Regions from separate parts of the Homo sapiens genome. Here regions 1 and 2 are each linked to region 3. A link is a loop called in an ENCODE intact Hi-C map of the cell type or tissue named here. Cell type or tissue: endothelial cell of umbilical vein. All regions are shown on one strand. Links, peaks and the distances in the headings refer to the core of each region. The heading gives the core; the rest is flanking DNA.

Region 1 (6,191 bases), core at 735-5,734, 330 kb after region 3:
ATGTCCTTTGCTTACTTTTTAATGAGGTCTTTTTTTTTTGTAAATTTGTTTAAGTTCCTTATAAGTGCTGGATATTAGATCATTATCAGATGCATGAATTACAAAAATTTTATCCCATTCTGTAGGTTGTTTACTCTGTTGATAGTTTCTCTTGCTGTGCAGAAGATCTTTAGTTTAATTAGATCCCATTTGTCAATCTTTCCTTTTCTTACAATTGCTTTTGGCATCTTCGTCATGAAATATTTGCCTGTGTCTATATCCTGAATGTTATTGCTTAGGTTTTCTTCTATGGTTTTTATAGTTTTGGGTTTTACACTAAAGTCTTTAATCCATCTTGAGTTGATTTTTGTATATGATATAAGGAAGGGTCCCAGTTTCAATTTTCTGCATATGGCTAGCCAGTTCTCCCAGCACTATTTACAGGGGAATCCTTTCCCATTGCTCATTTTTGTCAGGTTTGTCAAAGATCAGATGGTTGTAGGTGTGTGGTCTTATTTCTGAATTCTCTAATCTGTTCCATTGGTCTATGTGTCTGTTGTTGCACTGGTACCATGCTGTTTTGGTTACTGTAGCCTTGTAGTATAGTTTGAAATTGGGTAGTGTGATGCCTCTGGCTTTGCTGTTTTTGCTTAATATTATTCAGGCTATTCAGGCTCTTTTTTATTCCATATAAATTTTATTCCATATAAATTTTAAAATAGGTATTTTTCTATTGAATCTGTAAGTTGCATTGGGAAGTACGGCCATTTTCAAGATCTTGATTCTTCCTATGCATAAGCATGGAATGTTTTTCCATTTGTTTGTGTCTTCTCTGATTTCTTTGAGCAGTGGTTTGTACTTCTCCTTGAGGAAGCCCTTCACTTTTCTTGTTAGCTGTATTCCTAGGTATTTTGTTCTCTTTGTAGCAATTGTGATTTGGCTCTCTGCTTGCCTGTTGCTGGTGTGTAGGAATGCTAGTGATTTTTGCAAATTGATTTTGTAACCTGAGACTTTGCTGAAGTTGCTTCTCAGCTTAAGAAGCTTTTGGGCTGAGATGATGGGACTTTCCAAATATAGAATCATGTCATCTGCAAACAAAGACAATTTTACTTCCTCTCTTCCTCTTTGAATATGCTTTATTTCTTTCCCTTGCCTGATTGCCCAGGCCAAAACTTCTAATACTATGTTGAAAAGGTGTAGTGAGAGAGGTTATCCTTGTCTTGTGTCAGTCTTCAAGGGGAATTCTTTGAGCTTTTGCCCATTTAATATGATATTGACTGTAGATTTGTCATATATGACTCATTATTTTGATGCCTGTTCCTTAAACACCAGGTAGATTGAGAGTTTTTAACATGAAGGGATATTGAATTTTATTGAAAGCCTTTTCTGCATTTACTGAGATAAGCATGTGGTTTTTGTCTTTAGTTTTATTTATCTGATGAATTACATTTATTGGTTGGTGTATGTTGAACCAACCTTGCATCCCAAAGATGAAGCCGACTTGATCGTGGTGAATAAGCTTTTCAATGTGCTGCTGGATTCAGTTTGTCAGTATTTTGTTGAGAATTTTTGCATATGATCATCAAGGATATTGGCCTGAAGTTGTCTTTTTGTTTGTATTTCTGCCAGGTTTTGGTATCAGGATGGTGCTGCCCTCATAGAATGAGTTAGGGAGAAGTCACTTCTTTCAAGTTTCTGAAATAGTTTCAGTAGGAATGGTACCAGCTTTTCTTTATACATCTGGTTGAATTCAGCTGTGAATCCATCTGGTCCTGGGCTTTTCTGGGGAGGTTGGTAGGCTATTTATTACTGGCTCAATTTCAGAACTCATGGTTGGTCTTTCAGGGATTCAATTTCTCCCCTGGTTCCGTCTTGGGAAGGTGTATTTGTCCAGAAATTTATCCATTTCTTCTAGATTTTCTAATTTATGTGCATAGATGTATTTTATGTTCATTTGAAAAAGCTGAAGGGTTAATTGGAGTACCAGAAATTTTAGTTTTAATTCTAGTAAAATGACTAAATAAAATTACGATGTAGGCATGCAGTAGATACCAGTTTAAAGTTCTGGCAAATCTCACCAATCTAAAAATTATGAAGGATAAAGATTATAAAAGTTTTATACAAAATTAGAAGTATTAGCATCTAAAATTACATAGTAATTTTATCATTTTATTAGAATTAAAGCCAAGATTTCTTAAATGTTTACACATACATTTGATATGGGAGTGCTGGGAAGGGAAGAACATGGTCCCTTTAAATGATATGCAGTGGGGGAAGGGAAGTGCTAGGTAGATGAGGGTGTGGTCTCTGGCTAGGGCTCCACTTCTGCCCTACTGCCATGAGGTTGGAGCTCCCCAGCCTGCCTGTCTGTGTATGCTCCCCTAGAGATTTGAGCAGTGGGGCACTGAAGAAGCAAGCCACACCCCCATCACATGCCCTGCAAGGGGGCAAGGGAACTTTTCCCATTTCAAATGGGGGCTTTTCCAGGATCTCAGAAGTTGAGTATGAGCAAATACAAAACTATGGGGTCTGCTTTTCTTCCAAAACCCTGCCACTTCTCTTTCTGTGGGTAAGATGCTCTGTTTTCTCTTTGTCTCTTTTCTCTCTCACATGGTTCAAAATGGCTATCTCTTTCTTTATAGTGTTAAGAGTTTTGTTACAGGCTGCAGCAATTTTACTAAGTAAAATGAGCATTTGGCTCAGTCAACAAAGATGCAAGTCAGACCAATTGTTCCTGGAGGTGCCATGTATGCCTCCATGTCGACAGCCACAGGTACACATGGCTCAGGGCACCTCCCGTTACCCTTTTTCCTCCCACTTCGGGTGCCTGGGTGTGCCCACAGCAGGCAAAGGCCAAGTTCAGCAGCCACGAGGAGGGTGGGAGGAAGCTGGGGCAGTAACCAGGACTGTACAAGGTGCTTCTTACCTGCCGTGCCAATGGAACATTCCCTCCCCTGGCCAAGGAATTAAATCTGGTCTGAACTGGGGGAAGAATGGGAAAGTTATAAGGATTAGGAGGGCCCACTTGCACTAAGCAAGTGGTTCTTCCCTCAGAATCTCTCCCATTTTTGCCCCTTAAGCTATTTTTCTGTTTTTTAAGTGAGAGGGCTCCCCATTCTAACACTGTTTCTGATAGGGAAGTTAACGGTGAAACGACCCCTGCTGGCTGAGAACTGCAAATTCAGCAGGGCATACTTGAGACTCTCTAAATGGACACAAACAGCTTCTGAAACGCCTTTTCAGTCCCAAACTTGATTCCAAGCTTCAGGCTGAGGTCCTAAAAAGGAAAACCAGGTCTGAGGGATCCAAAGCCAGGCAACGGGCACAATATAAATGGGCAGCCAATTTCTGCCAATTGAAACCTCCACCCCATGGAAGGAGGCCTTGCTTCGTGACATAAACAGGCCCAGGGAACTCAAAGTTTGCCAACAGCAGGGAGAAAAGAAGGCATAGATAAGGGCAGTTAACTCCTATTCTCCGGATTTTCTCTACTTCATGGGTACCTACCGCATTGGTACCTATGTCACTTGCCAAGGTCAAGGTCACTGGGTCTCAGGGACAAAAGGTGGAAAGTGAAGGGGGACACTGGCTTTCTCTCTCCATCACACCCTGAGTATTTGCTGAAAGAAGAGAATGATGGACACCTCTGTTCCCTGTCTTTCAGAATGGGCAACCAGTTCTCTTCACCACTTCCAGCTTATACTCCTCTGGAGTGTATCCTGAACCATTGGGACGGCTTTGACCCTCAGAATCTGGAGGAAAAACACCTCATAGCCCTACGCACAAAGGGTTGGCCAAATTATGATTTACAGGAAGGACTGAGTTGGCCTCAGGAAGGAACCATTCATTTCAATACCACTTGGCAGTTGGAACTTTTCTGCAGACATGAGGACAGATGGTCTGAGGCCACATATATGCAGGCTTTCTATATCTTGCAAGGCAATCGAGACCTTGGCTAACAATGTAAGATAGATCTAGCCCTCCTGTTTGCCATCTTAGGGAAGGCTGCAAGGGGCAAGCCTAGAGAATTAAAGATATGAGTCCCAGAGGCACCCCCAACAGGGGAGCCAGCTCCCTCAAGCCCTGCTCCTCCAGGTCTATCCCAACCTCCCTATCCAGCTTCAGCCTCTCACTTGCCCCCTCCTAGAAATCCTCACTCTAAACAAGCCCCAGTCTCACTCCTGCCCCTCCAACAGATGCCCAGTGAATTTGGGCCCAGTAAGGTCCAGGTCTCCTTCTCCCTACAGGACTTAAAGCAAATTAAGGAGGATATTGACAGGTTTTCAGATGACCCTTATAGATAGAGGCTCTCCAGAATTTCACCCAAATATTTGAACTCTCTTGAAAAGACATTATGTTACTTTTGAATCAGACCCTGATGGACACTGAGAAACAGTCCACTCTGCAAGCAGCAGAGAGATTTAGGAATGAGCTTTGTATCACATATAGCGTCAGGGAAGGGGACGAATATTCTCCAACTGGAAGAGAAGCAGTACCAGTGAATGACCCTAAATGGCATCCCAATGATGAGATGGAAGACTGGAGAAGCACACACTTTCAGGTGTGCATAGTGGAAGGCTAGTATAAATTTATTACTCAGGCAGCTCCTGATATCAGGAGGAAGTTGCAGAAACGATCCCTGGGATCAGCTAGTACATTAGAGGACCTCCTGAAAGTGGCTACCTTGGTCTTTTATAATACAGACAGGGAGGCCCAGGAAGAGAGAGGAAATACGCAAAAGAGCAAAAGCTTTAATGGCCACCATGCAACCCCACAAACCCTAGAATTCCCAGGGTACACCTGTTAGTTGCTAAAGATATTTCAAGAACAGTTATCTCTCTGGTAAAGTTTATTTGCTCCTGTGCAAGGTTTCATTTCTTTCAACAGAGTGAAACAACTTGGGGTACAATGTTATTGTTAGTATATTTTCTTCTTATGTCTGTAATATTTGGCACTAAATTCTTTCCTTTAATAATACACATGTTTAACCCATGCATACTTAACCTTATAAAACTTGTTTTTTCTCTCATGCCTGGAAGCCATCAAACTCCAAATGTTCAGGCAACCAGAGCCTCAGATGATGGCTCCGCTTTGCTAGGAACCCCCAGGTAGACCTCTCGGAAGCATCCGACAGCAGTTTACCCCAAAAGAATGCCCCCTGTCAGTGGGAAGCAGCTAAGACCAGTCATTGTCCATATTCTCATGGCAGTTAGATACACCTCTTCAGAGAGGGGAAATAATATGGGAGTGCTAGGAAGGGAAGAACATGGCTGGCTAGGGCTCCATACCCTGGCTAGTCCTGGCTAGGGCTCCACACTCACGGACCTAACTGAGAACAGGTATTTCCCGCCCAAATGTTGCATTTCCCAAGACCACCCTGGCCTGCCATGCCCCCATCCTGTGCCTGCAAAAACCTGAGACCCTAGCAAGGCAGATACAGAAGCAACTGGACATCAAGAGGAGCACATCAGCGGAGGAACACACAGGGAGAGGAACACATAGGTGGCTGGACATTGAGAGGAACACACTGACAGGCACCAGCATGCTGGTAGGCCACTGACTGACAGAACAATGCAGAGTTTGGCTGGGGCAGCTGGAGGACAGTCTGGGCCACTGAGCAGCCTGACTTCAGGGGAAAACCATCTCCCTTCTGACTCTCCCATCTGCTGGTAGCTATTTCCACTCAATAAAACCTTGCACTCATTCTCCAAGCCCATATGTGATCTGATTCTTCCAGTACACCAAGGCAAGAACCTCAGGATACAGAAAGTCCACTGTCCTTGTGATAAGGCAGGGGTCTAATTGAGTTGACTAACACAAGGCACCTAGAGCGGCTAAACTAGAAGAGCAAAACTAAAAGAGCACACTGTAACACATGCCTACTGGGGCTTCAGCTGCAAACATTCACCCCTAGACATTGCTGTGGGATCTGAACCCCACAGCCTGCCCGCCTGTAAGCTCCCCTAGAGGTTTGAGCAGGGAGGCACTGAAGAAGCCAGCCACACCCCCATCTCACACCCTGCAAGGGGATAAGGGAACTTTTCCCATTTCACATTCAAGCCAGAACTGTTAAGAGAAACAATGGGTAATTTTCTGGCTTATACTTATTCTGGGTTCCAGAGAAGGTTGGTGTTCTGTTTCTACCTTCAGAATTGCATTGGCTACTTAATCTAAAAGCTTTGGTCAAACAAGCTGATTGTGGAGTTAACTGC
Region 2 (6,191 bases), core at 388-5,387, 91 kb after region 3:
TAGAGAACCTGGGGTGGCGGGGGCTTTGGAGAGAGGGGGGATTCTCAGGGGATTTCCCTCTCCCCAGAGATACATCTCTCCATGAAACAAACAAACAGAAAGCACACAGTACAGTGCACAGCACACAGTCAGTGCTCAGGAAGCGTTGGTTCCCTGTCTGCCTACTGCAGTTGGTACAAACAACACTCAGGGTGCCAAGCTTCAGTTTGGTGAAGAAAAGCATAGCCCACATTCCAGTTCTCGGGCCTCGTCTTGAAGGGTAAGGGCAGCTCAGGCCCTGGCATTGCTTGTCCTGAGGACAGGCCAGCACGTCCTGTGCCTGGTGGTCTCCAGAAATGCTGTTGCCTGCCTGCTGCCACTCTGCATCTCAAGCTTATCCCCCCATGCCTTGCCAAAGCCCACTCCATCTCCCTCCCCTCCCAATCCACCTGGAGCTCCCACCTGTCATCTTTCCTTCCCACCGTGGGGCAGGTGGCGATCTGCAGGCCTCCCTGAGAGAGAACTGCCCCTACCCTGCCTCAAAGCCAGGGGCACTGATCCAGCTCTCAGCTCCAAGAAGATGGACTGGGATCTTCCCTTAATGCCTTCTGGGGTCTGGGAATAAAGATGGAGAGAGGCACTGAGCTGAGCACAAACAGGAAAAGGAAGAGCTCATGGCTCAGAGCTGAAGAAGACAGGACCCAGTGAGCAGAGGACTGTGTCCCCATAGGGAAAGACATGTTCTGGTAAAAGGCAGGTCAGGAGTTCAGGAAGGATTCAGGCTCAGTAGGGACTCCGGCTCACTGCCCTCTGCTTGGGAGAGCAAACCCTCCTAGGTGAGGTTTCCTTTCTGTGCCTTTACTGCAGGGAGCTGGTGTCAGAATCAAGGGCACCATCAAAACAGGATACCACAGACATCTCAGCTGTGCCAAACTAATGCCCAAAGGCTCAGCTGTTGCAGGTAGGGGTGGGAGGGCAGGCCCTCACAGGTGGGCCTCCTCACAGGCCCACCCTGCCCTTTATGGCACAGCCCAGGACCGTTAGGTCAAAGCTGACTTTTCCCAGTCTCAAAGCGCCGTCTTATCTGTTGCTTTATTTGTAACTCACAACAGGCCTCTGAGTCAGGCAGGGCATATGTCACTCCTATTTCATAGAAAGAGAAACTGAGGCATGGGGTGGGCTAAGTGACTTGGGCCAGAGGGTAAGTGAATTGGAGTCAGGACTCAGATCTCCTTGGATCCACACCAGACATCCTCCCACATGGAACCCTCTCCCTAATCTTAACACTTCCATGGCGTCATGCCTTCATCAGCCATCACAAGAAAATGAGGCCACAGAAATTGCATGCATGTTCATGTGTGTGTGTGCCTGTGTGTGTGTATATACACAAGTTCATGTGTTTGTGCATGTGTGCATATGTGCATGCGTGATGCCTTACTTGCTGAGGGAAGGGGAGGAGGGTTGGCAGCTGCTGATGATTTTCTCTATCTTGAATGTTGTAAGTGCTTTTCCCAGGAGAGCCAGATAGCCATGGTGTGTCAGGAGAGGTCTCAGAATGAGACTTATGAAGTGAAGATGAACAATGACACAGAGGCCTGCAGTGAGCCCAGTCTGCTCTCCACAGAGATGTGAGCTCTGCTGTCCTCTGCCCAGGATGGCCTGGGTGTGGAGATGGGTCTGGGGAGGCAGGGGCAGGTCCTCAAGATCCCTCCTCTGGGCATGATTTGTAGGAGGAGGGGATATCACAGAGAAAAAACCTGCACGGCCTCTGTCATCTTCTTAGTGGAATGGGGGCCCCCATCTCTCTTTTTCACACACACACACACACACACACACACACAGCCCTTTTTAGTTTGGCCTTCTTCTTAGTGGAATGGGGGCCCCCATCTCTCTTTTTCACACACACACACACACACACACACACACACACACCCCTTTTTAGTTTGGCCTTTCCTGACTGGGAAAACATCTAAACATGGTTTCTTAAACTGTTTAGGCTGTAACCAACAGACATAAATATATTTTCTGGTGACACTTAGTGCACAAATACATATATTGACAAACAAGTGTTTTGTGACACTACTATAAAATAAAGCTGCCCAGAAGAGGGCACTGGTGGCAAATCTAGGCCTGAGATTATTTTGACCTTGCTGGAATTTTTTGAATATTTTTGCTGCATATCTAGATGCATTAGAAGGTTGTGGCATCCATTTGGCTTTTAAATGCCAGCTATGAGAGAGGAGGTGGCCGCAGCACTGGCTAAAGGGCAGAAGGAAAAAGGGAAAATTCTCCTCCAAGGGAGCAGACCAATGTTGCTTAGACCCTAGCTCTGATCACCCTTCTCTCAAAACTCTGCATCCAAACCTCATCCTCAGGTTGATCTCTTCTACCCTTGACTGCTCTGTTCCCAGATGTACTGGGTTGAAAAAGTTCATGTCCACTCAGAACCCGGAATGCGACCTTGTTTGAAAATAGGGTCTTTGCAGATGTTACCAAGGTAAGGGGAGCTCAGTGGATAAAAGTGGGCCCTACTTAGTCCAGTGATTGCTGGTTTTATTAAGAAGAGAACACACACACAGACACACACGCACCAAACACACACACACACATATACACAAGAATGTGCCCTGTGAAAATGCAGGCAGAGCTTAGAGTGGCCTGGATCTGTATGTTGCTTCAGTTCTGGGAGCTCCCATGAGCCTGCAGAGAGATTGCAGGGTCTTCCTGAACAGTTCCTGAGGAGGAAAGAGAGACTCAGAGGATTGCCCCGATGTCGCCCTTCTCTCCTCCTAAACTCTGCTGGGCTCTCCCACTCCCCCAGGAAGACTTCCCTGCTAACTTCTGCCCTGCAAGTTGACCCTGACATTTTCAAGTGCCACCTGCCCCTGTGAACTTGAATGGATTGCGCTGTTCTTTGCACAAGAGCAGAAACGTCTGCCTGGAGTGCGGCTTGTCCTAGTGGCTGGGACTTCCCTGACACACAGCTCCCCCTGTCTGCCATGGAGTGGTCTCACTGACATCTGGGCAAACAACTGGAAGAAGCTACAGCCCCAATTCTAAAGGTTCACAGTGACTGGCAGCTGGTGTTGAGACAGACCCGCCTTCTGCAGGTGAACTTTGGTGCTGGCCTCGGTTGTCCTTTTATAGACATTACCTATTGTGAGGGGCACGACTTTCACCCTCCTGCCCCACCAGTGTGGCAGTGCATTTTTTATTCTTTACATTTTTTATTCATATTATTTCTTGTTCAATTGAAGATGTACTTCTTCCTGAGTGTGCCTGTGGCACAAGAGGCTTTCTGAAAGAAGCTGCTTAGGTGACTCAGCCTGGAAGCTGAGGCAGGTTGCAAGGGGGCATCTTCCTGAGCCCTCAGTATGTCATCCATGAGGGACTGGATGGGCTCCGGGGACTCATTCTTCACTCCTTCCAGAGCTGAAACCAGAATGAGGCCAACTCAGACTCTGGACCCTAAGCACCGCCTCCCTAACCCCCTTCTTCCCACCCCATGCCAGGTCAGCATTGCACAGCTCTGCTTAGAATCATGTTTGCACTATAAAAGCAATACTTGTTTCACTGTAGGAAATACTTAATACACAATTTATTTTAAGGAAAAGAAGAAAAATCACTCATCCCAGAGATAACACTGCTAATATTTGGTAGCTGTCCTTGCAGTCTTTTTTTAAAACAGCAACCAAACAAACAAACAAACAAACAACAAAAAACAACCAAATGTTGATAGATTTTTTTTTCACAAAATAGGACTAGTAATTTTTTTCATTCCATAATATATTCCTCTATACAGCATAACAGGCAATCACATGATTCTACCATAACTTTTTTTAAAAAAAAACAGGGCCTCAACCAGTCGCCCAGGCTAAAGTATAATGGTGTGATCATATCTCACTGCAGCCTCAACCTTCTGGGCTCAGGTGATCCTCCTACCTCAGCCTCCTGAGTCATTGGGACTATAGGTGTGAGCCACCACATCTGACTAATTCTATCATAATTGTTTTGGTAAATACCCTATTTCTGAATAATTAGATTCTTTGCAATCTTTCACTGTTACAAAAAGTAATCATAAATTCATTCAGCAACTATATATTGAGGACTTACTATTACCAGGCACTGCTAGGGGCTGGGGATCCAGGGGAGGACAAGAAAAACAGATTACCACCCTTGAGAAGTTAGCATTCTGGTGGGGGAAAGACAAATCAGCAGTTAAATGCAAATTAAGTAAAAGGGAGGAAGTTGAGGGGAGTTCTGAGACCAAATGACTGGGGAGGAGCCCTTAGGCCCATCAGGGGATGCTTCTCTGAGAAGGTGATGCTCCAGCTCAGACCCGAAGTTGAGAGCCAGCCTAGGAACACACAGGGCAAGGGCAGAAGACTTCCACATGGTGTGTGTGGGGGTCTCTTTGTGTCATAGAAAGTACCAGTGTGACTGCAGTTCCCAGAGGGGCAGGAAGTGGTGTAGGCTAAGGGTGAGAGGCCTCAGAGGTCAGGACATTCTGAGTTGGGTGAGTGAGAATATGGGAGCAGACTGAGACCCTAAGAGCAGTAGGGAGCTGCTGAGGGGTTTAAAGCAAGGAGTGGCATGTTCCAGCATGCGTGTTCTAAAGAGAATCTGGCTGCTAAGAGCAGAATCGTATAGAGAAGAGGAAGAGGGTGTTGGGAGGCTGTTAAAGTGGTCCTGTTAGGGAATCATGAGGGTGTAGAGTAGGGTGGGAACAGAAGAAATGGAGACAGGAAATTCCTTAGCATGAAAAGGACAAAGACGAGAAAGAATCTTGGTTCAACAAAACTTGTTCGTTTTAGGCCTTCAAACCCATCAATGTCTACAGCGTCATGTTCGTTTCATTCACTTAGAACAGAACACAAGAACGGGGCTGAAGCTCTAACAGAAAAGACATAAGACCCTTGAGAAAGCATTACTTGAACACAAGGTTTCTGGGACATTAAACATGGGTATAAGTGCTGCTATAGTACCTTTCTGGGGAAGACTTCCTCCTGTCTCGGGGACTTAGGCATCATTATCAAAGGCAGGGTGGGATGAAGAAAGTAAGGTGAATGCTCTGGTAGACTGAGAAGTCTAGGATATACAGGGGGACTTCAGGTGTCAAAACAAGAGGAGAAGGCTTCAGAAGCACACAATGTCAGGGTTGGAATTGAAGCCAGGTTGCAGCCCAAAGGGGACAGACAGCCCTGCCAGTTACTGGTGCTTCAGAGGTGGCACGGCTGCTCTCGGAGAAGCAACTGACTATTTCAGTTTTCCCTGACTACAGCTATAAGGACGCTCCCTACCTGCCACCCTCCATATCATCCCCCGCCCGCACCTAGACACCCGAATCAAGGCAATGAAATTGTCTTGTGGGACATCTATGTGCCCAGCAAAGCTCAGCACATTTTGTGCATTTTTATTCAATAATGACAATGGTGTTCAAGATCAGCGCTGTTACCCTCATGACACGGATGAAGAAAGGCCTAGAGATGAAGTCACGTGCCCAAGTCTGCAGGGTCCTGACTCATAGAGCTGGTATGGAAACTGATCAGGCTGGTTCTGGAGCCCCTGCTTTTCCATTTCACCACTGACTTGGAGGAGAGAGAAGACCCTGAAATATCGTTTAGTTCAATACTTGACTCTCTAGACAAAGAACTGGGAATGACACATACGGGAAATAAGGAATTCTCCATCTGCAGAGGTCTGCTAGGCATTTTCTCTGAGGAGTCAATCATTCACCATTCTCTCAAAAGCAGCTTATGCAAAATATGATCTCTTAGCAGCCACAGTATTCAATACCCTGATTAGGTTCAAATCAGAAGGCAAACACCTCAAGGACAAGAGTTTGCAACAAAAAAGGCAACAACAGCACCCTGGACACTCATGTCAGGACATTCCAATGTGCATACACCTCCTTAAGCACAGAGGGACTCTGAAGATGATCTACCAAAGCAAACATTCTTTCTGTTTTGTCTCCACATCAAAGGAAGGAAATTGTTACATGGAAAACAGGAACAAATAATTTATAACCCATTTCTGCTTGCTCCTAGAATGGACTGACTATCCTCACACCCTATCACAAGCACTGTTCACCCCTCTCTTCCTGCTTAGAGAAGTTAAAAACTGTGCTTCAGTGAGCTCCCATCCCACTCAAAGTAAAACCCTCAATCTTGACTGTGCATAGAAGACCCAAGAGGATTCTGGCCCCACTACTC
Region 3 (6,191 bases), core at 373-5,372:
CATCTGCCTGTAGTCTTAACTACTTGGAAGCCCAAAGCAGGATGATCACTTGAGCCCACGTGTCTGAGGTCAGCCTGGGCGACATGGTGAGACCCTGTCACTAAAAATAAACAGAAAGTAAAGATACATATATATCTCACTGTGCTAGGCTGAATGATGGCCTCCCAAAGATGTTCGCAACCTAATCTGTAAAAACTGTGAGTTTCTTACCTTACCTGGCAAAAGGGACTTTGCAGATGTGATTCAACTAAGGATGTTGAGATGGGGAGATTCTCCTGGGTTACCTGGCTGGGTCTGATGTAATCACAGGAGTCCTCATTAGAGGGAAGCAGAAAGACCAAAGTCAGAGACGGAGATGTGGCCGTAGAAGCAGAGGTCCATGTGCTGCGGGGCCATGAGCCAAGGAACCCACGCCGCCTCTGGGAACTGGGAAAGGCAAGGGAGCAACGTCTCCCTGGAGCTCCAGAGTGAGCCAGCCCTGATGACACCGTGACTTCAGCCCTCGGAGACTGACTGTGGACATCGGACCTCTGTCACTGTAAGATCCTAAGTTTATGTTCTTTTTTGGGAATATGCACTCTCTCTTCAGTGGAGGACTTGAAGCTGGCTCTTCTGATTCTAAGTCCATGTTGATTTTTTCCTACCATTGTTCGGGGTAGAAGGGAGCAGGTATCTCAGGTGGTGGGAACAGTGCGAGAAAGCCCCCAGGTCAACATGCACGCTGCCGCGCAGGGAGCAGGCTCCTCTCAGATTAAGCAGCGTGTGCTGGGACTGCGGGAGGTGAGGTCCATTGGGTGGATCCACTAGGCTTTGGAAGCAGAGAGTTTGGGCTGGAGATGGTGAGAAACCACATAGTGGTTGGAGCATTTTGGGGTTTGTCAGAAGGGTCAGGGCTGCTGGCTGGGGTAGGAGCAGGTGCTGGGGAGACAGCACTGGCCTGCCCACCTCACTGGGCTCTGACAGGAGGCATGCCAGGCGTGCTGTTCATTATTATTTCAGAACAGTGCTGCTTAACTCCACGGACCAAGCTGCTTCTGTGAATGAGGGGTAGGGAATCCCAGAGGCCAAGGCCGCCTCATCTCTCAGGGACCTTCTGGCTCATTAGATGGCCTCGTCCCTCAATCTTCTCCAAACGTGCTGGCTTCCCTGAGGATGCTCTGAGCTGGTGCCATTAACCTGGGCAGCACTTCTCTCCGGTCCACACGCACTTCACTCTATTATCCTGCACCCTGAAAAGGCATGGATTTTGTTGAACGGGGCCTTGTGCATCAGAAGCCAAGTGCACCTCTGTCTGGGAGCTGGAATGTATGCAGTGGTCATCTTTGCTGCTTCTGCCCTGGTGCCACACTCTGAAGAGTGAGAACATGGGCAGGGTGGTCGATGGCTTCACACCTCTGTCTCCCCACCAGGATCTCTGGCTGAGACTCAGGGTCCGAGGACCCAGGGTGCCTCCAGACCACAGACCAATGAATTTTCTGTTCTCTTTTCAACTTCTTCCCAGCCTAGGGCAGTTCAAAGCCAGCTTCTTTCAGGAAGCCTGCCCTGATAGTGCCACCCAACTACAAACACTTATTTTCTGTGCTGCATATTTTCAGTGCTAAGTGATTGTGCATTCAACCTTTCAGTACACATGGTCTCCTGTGGTTCTCTAGTCCTTCTGGAGAAGCAAGTGTGAGACGGATGCCTCGTCTGGTGAGGTTACAGACTTTCTGAGGATGGGGAGCAATCTTTCTTCATTTGTATCATGTCTCACCAAATAGATAAACCATTGGAGGACAGGTACTGTTTGACATGAAAATAAGGTTTATGGTGCCCTCCTGATCATTGTTCAGTAAACTCTTCAGGGAAAGGAGTGGAGAGATCATTAGTTCATTGGAAAAGGTATTTCTTGCCTAGAGGGGTGGATTCCTAAATTTAGGGCTAAATGTGTCATGCAGCTCTAAATTTCTACACCATGAGAAGGTAGTCCCTTTTGCTTCTTTTATGTACAATCCATGCATTTGTTCCACAGACATCTGATGTTTACTGAATGCCCTGTGCAACAGAGATTGAGGATTCAAAGGTGAACAACAGATGATCTTTCTCTGCAGGGGGCTGTCTCTATGCACATCACTCACAAATATCCATCTACGGTCCCTCACAAATATCCATCTACAGTCCCAAGCTCCTTCCCCTAATCCACGTCCTGTGTTAGGTGTTGGGCAAACTTTCCAGGTGTCAAGATGCAGACAATTAGACCTGCAGCCCCCAGAGGAGCTGAGATAATGCTACTCCTTTCGAGGAGGGGCACATGACATCACCTGACCTGTTGAAGCAGTGGACAGAGTGGGGTTTGGGGGATCCTAACCAGAGTAGCTAGCCCTCCCCACCTGCGTGTCTTGTATCTGTAGGCTCTGCATCCATAGATTCAACCATGTTTGGTAAAACTATTCAAAAAACATTGCATATGTGCTGAACATGTACAAGCTTTTCTTTTTATCATAATTCCCTAAACAACTATTGACATAGTATTTACATTGAATTAGGTATCACAAGTAATCTAGAGCTTATTGAAAGTGCATGCAGGGTGTGCATAGGTTGTCTGCAAATGCCGCACCATTTTATATCAGGGGCTTGAGCACCTGCGCTGTTGGTATCTTTAAGGGAGGATCCTGAAACCAATCCCCAATAATTACTAAGGAACGACGGTATTTGGGTTTTGACAGAAAGCTGAGAAACCCAGAATGTTAGAAATAACCTCCTAACAGTAGGAAGCTGAGTTAAAATCAGGAAAAGCCAGCGGTTAAATTCAGTCTTTTTACACACAAGAGCAAGCCACATGTTCTACAGCAATGGAGGAAAAACTCAGTGATTACCCAATGAAGTGAATAAAAGCTGCAGTGATAGTTACAACAACACGACAACAGGTGACATTGAGAAGGAAGATCTCATTTAGGGTTTGTTGGAGGGAGCCACAGCCACTAAGGATGCAGCCTCCTTTGGAAGCACTGACCTGGCCCCTGCGCCCATGGACGTGGGAATAGTGTGGGAGCTGGCAGAGTCTCAGCAACCTCTCAATCTAGTTTGTCTCCTTAGACAACATCCATCTCCCCCATTCTCCATCAGCTCCTTTTCCAGCTTCCCCTTCCTGCCCTTGTTTTTGTAAGGCCGGGAGGGAGGTGTCTGGGCTTACGACAATGTCTCACATTGCCCCAGGAGAGGGCAGCAGACATTCTCCCATCCCAGGTGCCTCCTCTGCACTGTCCAGGATTCCAGTGAATTTTCGAGGGTTATTGAAAATTACCTGGTTCATGGGAGCCAGGCTCTGTGCTAGGCACTGGGAATGCAAAGCCAACTGAGATATGGGGCTCTGCTCTGCAGGAGCTGGTGGTCTAAAAGGGTGAGGCAGCCGTGGAAACAGATACAGGGCCAAACAGTGAGGTCAAACGCTGGGGCAGAAGGCTCTTCAGGGGACTGTGGGATCCCCGGAAAGTGGGGAGAGGAGGGGTCTCAGAAAACACCCAGCAGGAAGAGGTGCTTGAGCTGAGTCTTGGAAGCCGGCAGGTTTTCCTGGTTCCTAGGCCAGGCAGGGCACACCAGGCAGGGCACCCCAGGCAGGGGAGCTGGGCTGAGTGTGACACCACAGGGCGAGCTGGGGCTTGAACACAGGGTGCTGAGGGCAGGAGGGGTCTCAGGGAGGGGACGATCATGGAGGGCTGTCCTGCATGCCCATGCTAAGGAGTCTGGACCAGGGCCTGGAAGGATCCGATAAGCCCCCAAAGGGTTTCATTAGGAGAACAACCAGAGCAGACCTGCACTTTAAAATGACAGCTCCCTGTTCTGCCTGTGGAGGACAGACGTGGCAGGATGGAGAAGGGCAGGCCTGAGGGCCGCTGGCCCAGTCAGCTGGGCTTGAACTAGGTGGAGGGAGCGAGGGCAGTTGTCTGAACTAAGGCAGGAGCAGTGGGAAGGGCAGTGAGGTGAACATGAGGTTGAAATGACAGGTTCTGGTCTTTGGCTAGATGGGGCCGGATGAGGGCAGAAGTCTCCCAGGTTTCTGGCTTCAGTGGCTGGTGTAAGTGTTGGTGGAGCTGAACACAAGGGTGGAGGAGCGATCTCGGGAGAAAGATTATGAGTCATTGACAAATATGGGGCGTCTCCCCAGACCCCACTATTTCATTTCCCACTGCACCCTCTTATCTAGATCCTTGGTATTTTTCACTGGTTTTGAGACAGTGCCTTCCTGTTGGGTCTTGTAAGGTCCAGTCTCTCTTCTTGTTGGAAGAGCCTGTGTATTCTTTCACTGCATGTTTATGAATAGCCTTCCCGGGCCAGGCACTGTGATGAGTTCCTTCTCCCATACAGCTCATGGCCTGGTACAGGGGGAGAAGGTGAAGGAAGAGATAGATGGTGAGGCTGATGGTTGTAGTCCAATATGCAGTGTGGTCTCATAAGTGAAGAACAGGCTGCAAGGAGAACATTCCAGGACAGGCCTGCGATCTGGACTTCAGTGTTGAGGTGGTTTCCTAAAGAAATTGTCTGGGCTCAGCTGGATGTGCAAGGGCTCCTGAGTGACAGGCTGTGGAGAGGGGCTTCTCTGGGGCTGGAAGGAGCCAGTGCAGTGCCCGACCCTGTGGCATAGAACGTGAGAAGTGGGCAGCCTCTGCTTGAGAGGATGCCGAGGGTGGTCAGCAAGGATAACTAACGGTGGCAGGGCCTGACGGGGTCAGCTTGCACCAAGTTGGGTGGAGAACGAGTAGCTCCAGGCCTCCCACAGTGGACAGATCCTCAGGCCTGGAGGGGTGTCCTTCTGAAGGAGCATTCCCAGTCTCTGACGAATGAGGCCTGGGTCTCTGGCTGGAGTTGGAGTGGGTCTGTGTCTGGAGGGGGCACTTGGGCTCTGGAAAGAGGCTACAAACTCTAGACTAGGCTGGGCAAACTATGGCCAGCTCCTGTTTTATCAGAATGCACCTTTATATTCTCCTTCATGTATGTATTGTCCATGGTTGCTTTAGTGAGTTGAGTGGTTGCAACAGAGATCACATGGCCTGCAAAGCTTCAAACATTTCCTAACTGGCTTTTTATGGAAAAGGTTTCCCAAGCCCTGCTCTAAACTGGCAGGCAACTTTCTCAGAGATAGTTCAGGCCTAGTCTCCATGTGTGGACAAGATGAGCCCATACCGTGAAGCTGGATCTCCCAAAACGCACATCTGTCTCAGGTCTTATAAAGCTGTGAATCATTAAGTGTGTGAACATACATGTGGTCATGTGTGAATATGCATGTGGTCACCTGAGCACACATATGGTCGTATATTAACATGCATGTGGTCACATGTGAATGTGCATATGGTGGCATGTAAGATGCACATGGTCATGTGAACATGCATATGGCTGTGTGAATATACATATGGTCCTGTGAACATACATATAGTTGTGTGTGAACATGCACGTGGTTATGTGTGAACATGCATATGGTTGTGGGAACATAGATATGGTCATGTGAGAACATGCATGTGGTTTGTTTGACGCATGTGGTCATGTGATGTGAGCTTGAGGTGCACCGTCAGGCTGGGATGGGCCTTCCCAGGGTGGACTCAGCCCCTTGCTGCAAGAGACCACTTCCTGAATCCTGGTCCTAAGCCTGTGAGCCTTTGCTCGGCACCAAGAAGCAACTCTGTTGATACCGACTGAGATTCAGATGCCTGAACCTGACCTTCTACACACGTGGCCCTAGTGGATCATTCCAGCCTCAGTTTCCATGTCTCCCCAAATGCCTGCTAAATGTGTCAGCCAAACCTGACTACTTCCCATTCTGCACACATACCTTCTCCACCTTGGTGGCCGAATCCTTTGGAGCCCACCTCTCACATTCAGCTCCCGGTTCTTGGTTATTTGGGCTCCTGTCTCGTGTGCTCTATCAGGTTCTAGGCTTTGCAGGAGTGAGTTCTGTCTCCACTCGTTTCTATGTGCCTCGTAGGACTGGCTCTTGGGAGGGTCTTCATGGTGACTGAGGCCATGGATCCTTAGCCCTGTAGCTTGAATTCACTTGGCACTCAAACACTCATCCTGAAATGATGCTCTGAAAGTGATGCTTCCAGTCAGTTAAGGATCCACTGTATTATGGATCTCCAGCACCCAATGCCTGGCACATAAGAAATGAATGAAAAGTAGTGAATGATCTCAAGTATGTCTACAAGGCGAGAGGAAAGTGA

The links. A loop is a pair of places that touch in the nucleus more often than their neighbours do. Peaks named below come from ENCODE experiments on the same cell type or tissue, not always from the same donor. Only the 100,000 strongest peaks of a DNase experiment are listed, where the experiment ranks them.
Region 1: it touches region 3 in a loop (4-fold over the local background); 5 of 110 quality-filtered maps call a loop at or near these places.
Region 2: a loop joins it to region 3, with 20 times the contacts of the local background. A loop is called at or near these places in 7 of 110 quality-filtered maps.

The regions. Positions count from the first base shown.
Region 1 is chr12:9,705,229-9,711,419 of GRCh38, forward strand. LINC02390 (long intergenic non-protein coding RNA 2390) reads left to right here. Exons shown (of 2, transcript XR_931347.3): 2 at 3,644-5,690. It also overlaps a transcript of CLECL1 not described here. Among named protein-coding and RNA genes, the nearest start is that of LINC02390, 4.9 kb to the left of the region's middle. RefSeq lists a silencer at 2,321-2,420 and an enhancer at 5,488-5,577. In endothelial cell of umbilical vein, for the core only: a CTCF peak has its summit at 3,162 (motif pointing left); a DNase peak (open chromatin) is centred at 3,133.
Region 2 is chr12:9,466,229-9,472,419 of GRCh38, forward strand. It overlaps the pseudogene OVOS1P. Among named protein-coding and RNA genes, the nearest start is that of LINC02367, 100 kb to the left of the region's middle. RefSeq lists a silencer at 3,029-3,078. In endothelial cell of umbilical vein, for the core only: a CTCF peak has its summit at 2,976; a DNase peak (open chromatin) is centred at 2,963.
Region 3 is chr12:9,375,549-9,381,739 of GRCh38, forward strand. LINC02367 (long intergenic non-protein coding RNA 2367) reads left to right here. Exons shown (of 4, transcript NR_120479.1): 2 at 310-538. LOC101928030 (a long non-coding RNA gene) reads right to left here and starts at 5,874. Exons shown (of 2, transcript NR_120481.1): 1 at 5,804-5,874. RefSeq lists an enhancer at 3,175-3,677. In endothelial cell of umbilical vein, for the core only: no CTCF peak of the experiment used is centred there; a DNase peak (open chromatin) is centred at 3,183.